Regions from separate parts of the Homo sapiens genome. Here region 1 is linked to region 2. A link is a contact called in ENCODE Hi-C or POLR2A ChIA-PET data. All regions are on one chromosome and are shown on one strand. The core of a region is the stretch at or near the end of the contact, and the rest is flanking DNA. Distances in the headings are between cores, read along the strand shown. Region 1 overlaps LOC105376387 (a long non-coding RNA gene). Region 2 overlaps LOC105376387 (a long non-coding RNA gene).

Region 1 (4,218 bases), core at 178-2,677, 56 kb before region 2:
TTCATAGTCACATAACAGTTAACATGTGAGACACAACTATGTTGATCTACAATTGTCTTCTTAAGTGATAGAAAGCAATTTCCTTCCTTTTCCCAAGCAAAACATTTTCGACTCTTACTTTCTAGGAATGCACTGAAGAAAATCTCACATTATCAGCTTGAATTTCCCTTTCTGGCTTCAAGATTGTCAGCCATATACTTGCAGAATGTAAAAGCTAGAGGTACTCTTACCTCAAACTGTTCACAGATGAGTAAACTGAGGCACACAGAGGCAAAGCACATTGCCTGTGGTCACTGTTTGTAAATGACAGAATTGAGACTGAGGCTCATGGCATTTGCTCTTTTTCCTCCTGTGTCCATAATTTCTCAATGTGCTCTCTCATGCATCAAGAGGAAGAAAATATTCTGCACCGATGTGCATAGCGGTGCTCCCCAAAGATTTTTGAAGTTGAATTTATTCCTTTAACCGGGCTTCCACTGTCTAGCAGGCAGCATACTATCTAAACCCCCCCTGCATCCATCAGATTCTCTGGGTCAGTGATTTGTAATGGGCACCTTCCATAGCTGGGATAGAAGACAATCGATGCAAGGGGTTTACTTTCCTAGTTCCAGGAAAGCCTGGTAGGCCTCTTGGTCTCTCCTCACCCCATGGTGGGCTGCAGTTCTAAAGCCATGGAGTTTGGTGCTTCTTCCCAGAATAGAGAGTGGCAAATCTTTTCCCTATGGAGGCTGGTCTGCTAAACATTTATCTAGGTTGGCTCCATCTCCAATCTGCAGGGTAAAATTTTAGCCTCTGATATGGTTTGGCTGTGTCCCTATCCAAATCTCATTTTGAATTGTAATCCAAATTGTAATCCCCACGTATCGATGGAGGGACCTGGTGGGAGGTAATTGAATCATGGGGGCGGTTTCCTCCATGCTGTTCTCATGATAGTGAGTGGGTTCTCAGAAGATCTGGTTGTTTGATAAATGTCTGGCACATCCCCCTTCTCTCTCTCTTGCCTGCTTCCATGTAAGATGTGCTTTGCTTCCCCTTCCCCTTCTGCCATGATTGTAGGCTTCCTGAGGCCACCCCAGTCATGCAGAACTGTGAGTCAATTAAACCTCTTTTCTTTATAGATTACCCAGTCTCAGGTAGTATCTTTATAGCAGTGTAAAAATGGACTAATACAGCCTCTGTCTGAAAAATACTTTTACCTTCAAGAAGAGGAGCAACTGTTAAGAAACTAACCCATTTCCGTTTAACTTCATTGCTTCTCTAGCTTGTAATGAGAGGTGTAAACCAAAGACATGTACTTGCTAAAATGATCTTTTGTGGCTGAAAATGACTGTTACATGTACTAGTAAATAATTGTTTCTATTTCAGTTACTAACAAAATGAACAGGCTCTGCTTTTCATAATTGGCTTCATGACTGTGGGTTTTGGCAACAACTCTAGAGGAACACAGGGCCCGGAAGAGGGGCACAATGAAGCCACTCACTGTAATAACTTAAGCAACAACAATGCAGTAAGTAAAAACCCTCTTAGATCTAAAATATTGGTTTTCTATATGTCAATTTCTTAGTAATTTTCTTCCATTTCCTATCCACTACTCTTAGTTATTTTGATTTTTCTATATTTGGAAATAGGAACCCAATGATGCTGTCCCTGTGCCTCTGTATTAGTCTTTTGTCATACTGCTGAAAGAGACATGCCTGAGGCTGGGAAGAAAAAGAGGTTTAATGGACTTACAGTTCTACATGTCTGGGGAGGCCTCACAATCACAGCAGAAGGCAAGGAGGAGTAAGGCATGTCTTATATGGATAGTGGCAGACAAAGAGAGAGAGCCTGTGCAGGGAACCTCCCATTTTATTAAAACCACCGGATCTTGTGAGACTTATTCACTATCACAAGAACAACATAGGGAAAGACCTGCCACCATGATTCAGTTACCTCTTACCAGGTCCCTCCCACAACACATGGGAATTGTGGGAGTTACAATTTAAGATGAGATTTGGGTGGGGACACAGCCAAACCATATCACTGTCCCACCCTCCTGCAGCTTCAATATCCTCCATGTTCTCCAGAACAGAGTCCAGAGGCCTGAGCAAATCTCCCCAAGTCAACCCACTTCTCCAAGCACAACTCTGAACCTCCTTTCATGTGCTGCCACTCCAAACTTTTCTTTTGTTCCCTAACCTGCCGGACTCCTTCACACTTTCACACCTTTGCAATATCATCTCCTTTTCTCCCCCAATGGTTAACTTCCTCTCTGTCCTTCCTTTCAGACTCATTCAGGCCTCTCCTCCCATTTCCCCATCACAAAGAGTGTTCTTGATTCAAGCTCCAATGCATTACTGGGATGCATTCCTCCTGCTGCTCTCTAGCTTGGCTCCTAAGGACTTGGGATTAAGTAACTGCCATAAACGCGAAGTGTGTCCCTCTCTTGTCCATTCCACACACTGCTGTGCTGGGCAAAGCTCATTGTATGTGTTCACAAATCCTCGGTGAATTAACGAATACAAGAAATGAACCAATTGAGTGATTTTCTAAAGCACAAAAAGTATCACTTTGTGACTCATACCCTTAGAGGATCCTTTTAAACTCATTACTGATGGAACAGAGACTTTCCACAACTGGTCCCGTTCTCTCTCCCTAGCTTCATCTCTGTTGCTCTCAACTCCCTTTTTGTTCACACTCCACATGCTCTGGGGACACCAGAGTGTCTCCATCCTTTCCTCATGCTACTCCCCTGGTCTGAAAAGTTCCTTCTGATATGGTTTGGTTCTGTGTCTCCACCCAAATCTCATGTTGAACTGTAATTCCCAATGTTGGAGGGAGGGACCTGGTGAGAGGTGATTGGATTGTGGAGGCAGATTTCCACCTTGCTGTCCCTGTGATAGCGAGTTCTCATGAGATCTGGTTGTTTAGAAGTGTGTAGCACTTTTCCTTTCACTCTCTCTCTCTCACCGCCATGTGGATATGTGCTTGCTTCCCCTTTGCCCTTCCACCATGATTGTAACTTTCACGAGCCCTCCCTAGCCATGCCTCTGGTACAACCTGTGGAACTTCGAGTCAATTAAACCTCTTTTTTTTAATATATAATCTACTTAGTCTCAGGCAGTTCTTTATAGCAATGTGAGAATGGACTAATACACTTCCCTTCTTGACTTTCTTGTGAACATCCCCCACTTTGCAAAACACAGCTCATGTCCTCAATGATCCTTTATCTGACTTTGCACAGCATAAACTGCTGTCTCTCCCACCTCTCCCACTCTCTCTCTTGCTCCCAGTGGTTTCTAAATTATGGGTTATGACTCATTAGTGAGTCATTGCATCAGTTTAGCAGGTCCCACCCAGAACTTTAAGCAATGAAATAAAAAATTATCAAAAAGCCCCCTTCACAGTAAAAGTACAAAACGTGTTTCAGTGTCCGTAAGTGTGTGTAATGGGTGTGTGGGGGTGCATGCTGATTCACAAATAAATGGATGAGTTTTGTAGTCAATTCCATTAGTTACTAGTATATCTGAGGAAATAGCTTTCCTCTGGGTGAAGCTATCATTCTCTATTTCATGTCAACTATGTTGCTAGGCCCAGTGAGGGATACTGAGTTAGATTTGGGGTTAAGCTTTAGCTCAAACATAATTCTAGCACCAAATCTCCATTCCATTATTTTCTCTCGTTTCCATCTTAAGCATTCACAAGGGCATTTAGCATTGCTGCAATTCTTGGATCTAATGTCCTTAGGGAGTTGGATGCTTGTTCTAATGTGCCTAACAAGAAAGAGTACACTTTTCAAAGAACCTAGCTATTTGTGACAGTGACAGGCATTTGGCAAATAAATATTCCCATTCTCCAAGGACCCTCAGAGAGCCATAAGTAACACAAATTATAAATCTCCCATTGGTACAGTCAGAAAGACTGACTTTCCTTTGCCATGACTAGTCTGTCCATTTTTAGCTACCAAGCGTCAATTCCAGATTCTCAGATTCCTCTTCCTTTCTGCCTGTAGCTCTGTTTCTTTGAGCTGTGATGCTGACGTGTATGTTAGATGAAATCAAGATAAGTTATTATATAGAGTGCAGAGCCTAGATGGAGTTCAATCTCTGGAATGAAGTTGGTTATTTAAGTAATGAATTGTCAGTAATGCACTCAGGACATAGAGCAATTTTGTGTGATTTTCCAAACTCAAAACTGCAAAATACTTATGGAAAACTTAACATGAATTTGGCCACATAC
Region 2 (4,765 bases), core at 2,126-4,625:
GGGGACACCGGGGTCCAGAAAAAGGTCCCCAGCTGAATGTGTAGCTATCATTAATATGACTCAATAAGTGAGTTGAAACCAAACCATCTAGACTTCTTTCTGGATAATGACAGATTTACTGAGTTACAGTTTAAGCGCTTCTGCTTTGTCCTCTTATCTATCCTTGCTCTGAAATATTTGCCCTTGATTCAGCAATTATCATTTTTATCTGCCTGGATATTTTATTATATAACATTATCATTACTATTGGAAATGTAATCAATTGTAGAGAGATAGCACACTAATATTTGCTCCTAAAAACATCTTCTAGAACTCCTGGGAAGAAGAGACCAGTAATAGCAGCACAACCTGTATTTGGATATATGCAAGTCTCCCTTTAATTTTTTTGTGTTCTCTCATCTCTTGGAAAAAGCAACTAAAGGAGCCAATACAATAGCTGTACAACTTTTGTTAAAAATGATGTCTGTGTGTGTGTGTACTTTCTCCAGCGAGTAAATTCGTGTGCATACATTCTAAACAGTTTGAAAAGACAAGTCTCAAAGAGGGACCTCTACGTGTTTGAATTTTCTACATTAACCACCTATTTATGAATAATTAAAAATGAATATAAACAAGAGAGGGTAGAGTGCCCAAGCAAATTTTTAGAAAAAGCATGCCCTTGTTAGTTAGAAAATAAATAATCACCAGGACAAAGCTTTCTGGGAGACCCGATCCCATGCAGGGAGGGTCTGAGTCATGAGGACAAGAAACTGCTGACACCCTGTATTAGTGTGTTCTTGAATTGCTATAAAGGAATGCCAGAGACTGGGTCATTTATAAAGAAGAGAGGTTTAATTGGCTCATTGTTCCACAGGCTGTAACAGGAAGCATGATGCTGGCATCTGCTCAGGTTCTGGGGAGGCCTCAGGAAGCTTGCAGCCATGGTGGGAGGAGAGTCTCACATGGCAGGAGCAGGAGCCAGAGAGTCAGGGCGGAGGTGCTGCACTCTTAAACAACCAGATCTCATCATGAGAACTCTCACTATTGTGATGAGAGCATCAAGAGGATGGTGCTAAATCATCCATGAGAAACAGCCCTCATGATCCAACCACCTCCCACCAGGCCCCACCTCCAACACTGGGGATTACACTTGAACATGAGATTTGGGTGGGGGCACAGATTCAAACCATATCACACCCTGAGCCATCGCTCTGGGGTGCTGCATGTTATCATCTTGTCTTACTTAATCTCACCACCAGCCCTCTGAGCTAGTACACTCTTGTGTCCATTGTCTAGATGAGGAAGTCAAGGTTCAGAAATCCCAACCCAGTTACCCTACGAGTGGGTGCTAGAGTTGGGATGCCTGCATCCTGCCTGGCCACAGAGCCTGAGGCCTGATCATTGGGCAGGGCTGCTTCCCCCGTTGGGCAGTAGTTATGCCAGGGAGAGGAGTGGAATGAACATTCTTCCTTAGGCTATTCCAGACGGATTCCTTTGCACTTTGGAACTCACAGGTTTGTGTGTGTGTGTGTGTGTTTGAGGGAGTTGTGAGAAAAAGCCTCATTTGATTGTCTATCCTGAATTGCAAAGTCTGAGAAGTCAGAGAGACCCTGTCTACTTTATGCCCTTTGTCTTAGCTTATGACTTAATTTTGCTCTTTAAGCTAGAGCATGGCGCTGACACAGCCCTGGGGGCAGGTTTGAACCTGTTTGAGATCGTTACATTGGCCCAGTCCTTTTTCTGCTGGTCTGTGTCACATATACATGTGTTGATCGAAGGAAGTAAGAGTGTGAGGGCATCCATGTCCCCAGGACAATGCGTTATTACAGGTGAAAAGTCAAAGACTCTCGTAATTATAGGACAGGCCAGGAATACTAATGAACGATTGGAGAATCATAGTAGAACTCTGAACTTTTGCACTCCAATTTCAGAAAAGAACTCAAGTCTAAACAACTCTTTGAAGAAAAAGGCCATTTGCAGCTGACACCTGAGCTTGCTTCTCTGCTACCTGTCTTCTAAAGGAGGTTTAAAAGACTCTGTTCACAGCTCGGTGTTTCAGAGTCTTCCACTGGACAAGAAGGCAGATGTTGTCACTGTGCTGTTTGGCATCTTTGAAGACAGCTTCTGAAATACAAATTATTTTATTTATTACCAACCTTAGTTGTGGAAGACAGTGGCCCCCGAAATGCTTGCAATCATAGAATCCTAGGACAGCAGAGCTGAAACAAGCCTTAGAGATTGTCTAGGCAGACCTGCTCCCTTCCTGGATAGCATGCTCCTTGAGGACATGGCTGTGCCTTCTTTGCTGTCTCTCGGGGTTTAACATAGTGACCGAAGGGGAAACTGAAGCTTAGAGAGGCACAGAACTTGTCCATTAATCAGAGGATGATTCACTGGCAAACAGACCATGGGTAGGTGAATCCAGGGGCCAAAATAAGGAATTACTTTGGAAAACATAAGCTGCAATCAGCTATATGACTGTGTTTCTGAAAAATAGTTTAGAAGAGAAGAGCTGGAAGAAGCCTCAGGGAATTCTCTTTCTCATTATACAGGTGGGGAAACTGAGGCTAAGTGAGGTAAAAAGGCCCCTGTGCAAGATCACACAACTGACCTGTAATAAAGAGATCTAGTGCTGAAATCCAAATCTTTTAACTAATTTTTGTGGTATATTCTATGAAAAAGGCTACCTCTTACACAAGAGTAATTTTTTCTTCTCCTGCAGGTTTTATCAGTGAATAAGTTGCCATGAAGGAGTTAGATCAATGGGTTCCTCTATAGTGGAAAAGGGTAGAGAGAGAGAAAGGGAATCCCATACACGACTGCACTGCCATAGGTGTCACTGACTGCCACTTTCTGCTAGAATTCAGTTATTTCTAAGGCTGGTTTTCTCCTGGTCTCTGTCTGTATGTCTCTCTCTCTCACTCTCTCAAGAATTCTACCTCAGTCACTAGTAAAAACAAAAACTCCCACTGTCCATTGGAAAGTTAGCCAGGCTAATGAAGGAGAAATTGACAAAGACCGTGTTTCCACTCAAAAGCACGTTGCTTTTCCCCTTTTTGCCCAAGTAGATGTGGCCTGCCAGGGCTTCCTTCCTTCAGCTGGGTGGCTCCTTGGAATCTTGAAAACAGCCCAAGAGGTTCTTTAGTGGATGGGCAGAATGGATGTTGTTGACATTTCTGCAGAACAGAAAGATGGTAGCTGCTGTCAAGATCTGACTTGCTGCTGAGGTTGAGTCCTCAGGGAGAGACAGGAATTTGTTCTGAACAAACTGTGGAGCCTATACAACCGAGAAAAGCCTGCATCCTCACTGTGCTGTCTGCAGGCCTGTAGGAAGTGGTGAGCAGAAGTACGTTGTTAGCGTTCCTGTCTTGAGGCTTTCCACCCCGGGTGCAGTCAGGTTCTTCACGTCTTCAACTGTAGATGTGGCTGAGGTTCAAGGGCTTATGTTGTGGCGGCGAAAGATTGAAATCTTGTGAGCAAGATTTAGATCATGCCTCAGCAAAATGACAAGCAAATATGTATCATGAACTTTGGGGTTTATTGTAAATAATCAAAATTCCAAATGCAAACTGTAGTATTTCCAGGGCAGAGAATATGTTCTATAGTTTTGTAATGAACACGTTTGGGTATATGAAGTAAATGTGTATTGTGTGTAAATACTTTATACCATAATAACTGAGAACAAATTCACTGGGGCTGGACATCCTGGGTTTGAATTCTGTTCAAACCACTTGCTAGCTGTTTTACCTTGGTTAGTTACTCAATTTTCCTAAACCTGTTCCTTTATCTGTTAAACATATATAAATAACAATACTTATTGCCATGTTTGTAAGGATTCAATGAGACGATGCTTTTAAAGAGTACTTCCTAAGCACTCAATATATTTAAATGTGATAATAATAATAATCTGTAAGAAATTAGGGTCAGTTTTTATACTCTGCAAGTGCTATGTTAAGAGTTTAGTTTCTGCTGTTACTAAACTTCTTCTCACTACGTAAGTTAATGCAGTTGACAGAATAAGGCCCAATTCATCGGTTTCAGTGCTTGAGGCTTAAGAATAAGAGATGAGAATGATGTGGTTTGGTGAGGGGCAGGCAGGTTTTGTTGAGATCCAATAAAACCAGTTTCCTCCTTTTGAATAGTAGCAGCCAAGAAGAGCCGCCAAGACCACCTATGCTGCCAGACACATCACTCAGAAAGGATGTCCAGATGGCAGGAGAATCTAGCCCCAGGATCGGGATGGAGATTGCGGGGAGGGAGTGGTAGTGATGGATGACATTATTTCCTCCTATGTCCACTTCATCCAAATAGGCTGCTGTCTTTTGATTCAGAGCCTCCTGTTCAGCCTGCTAACTGTATTGACCCAAAAGGATGGGTCTGGGCTATTTGCAGATACGGTACCAAAAAAATGGGCAAGGACTCCTGGAATCTTCTATTGACATTTTGTGCCTCAGGGCAGAGGCCTTCAGGTGTCTGAATGTAAGCATAGCAGACGTTTCTGTTAAGAAAAAGCAAGCGAGCATGTGTCAAAAATTCTGAATTTTTCAAATGCAGTTCATCTCTTTGGTCTTACCTGGTTTGCCACGAAGTCACTTTAAACCTCTTCTCAAATATCTTTCTCTAAATTACATTGTAAAGTGATTTGCTGTGTAAAAGGATAGAGAAAGGCCTTTGTAGGAAACAGATTGACTATACATTTATATCAGAGACAAATCTGAGCTGAGATTTCTGCCAGGGGATCATTAGGGCAACTTGCGATAAGAACTGGAAAATTATTTACAAATAA

The links. A loop is a pair of places that touch in the nucleus more often than their neighbours do. ChIA-PET counts read pairs that join two places held with the same protein, here RNA polymerase II (POLR2A).
Region 1: a map of heart left ventricle shows a loop between it and region 2 (4-fold over the local background). The contact joins two enhancer-like sites. A Hi-C loop is called at or near these places in 1 of 168 maps with a recorded cell type or tissue (heart left ventricle). POLR2A ChIA-PET finds 5 or more read pairs at or near these places in 3 of 52 experiments (CD4-positive, alpha-beta T cell, K562 and naive thymus-derived CD4-positive, alpha-beta T cell).

What each region holds. Positions count from the first base shown.
Region 1 is chr10:7,027,465-7,031,682 of GRCh38, reverse strand. All of the region lies in intron 1 of LOC105376387 (a long non-coding RNA gene), which reads left to right. Among named protein-coding and RNA genes, the nearest start is that of LINC02665, 67 kb to the left of the region's middle. Within about 2 kb of position 1,427, at least 2 of the 41 ENCODE cell types and tissues checked have a DNase peak (open chromatin) inside an H3K27ac peak, as active enhancers do.
Region 2 is chr10:6,972,686-6,977,450 of GRCh38, reverse strand. All of the region lies in intron 2 of LOC105376387 (a long non-coding RNA gene), which reads left to right. Among named protein-coding and RNA genes, the nearest start is that of LINC02665, 120 kb to the left of the region's middle. RefSeq lists enhancers at 4,106-4,275, 4,076-4,765. Within about 2 kb of position 3,375, at least 2 of the 41 ENCODE cell types and tissues checked have a DNase peak (open chromatin) inside an H3K27ac peak, as active enhancers do.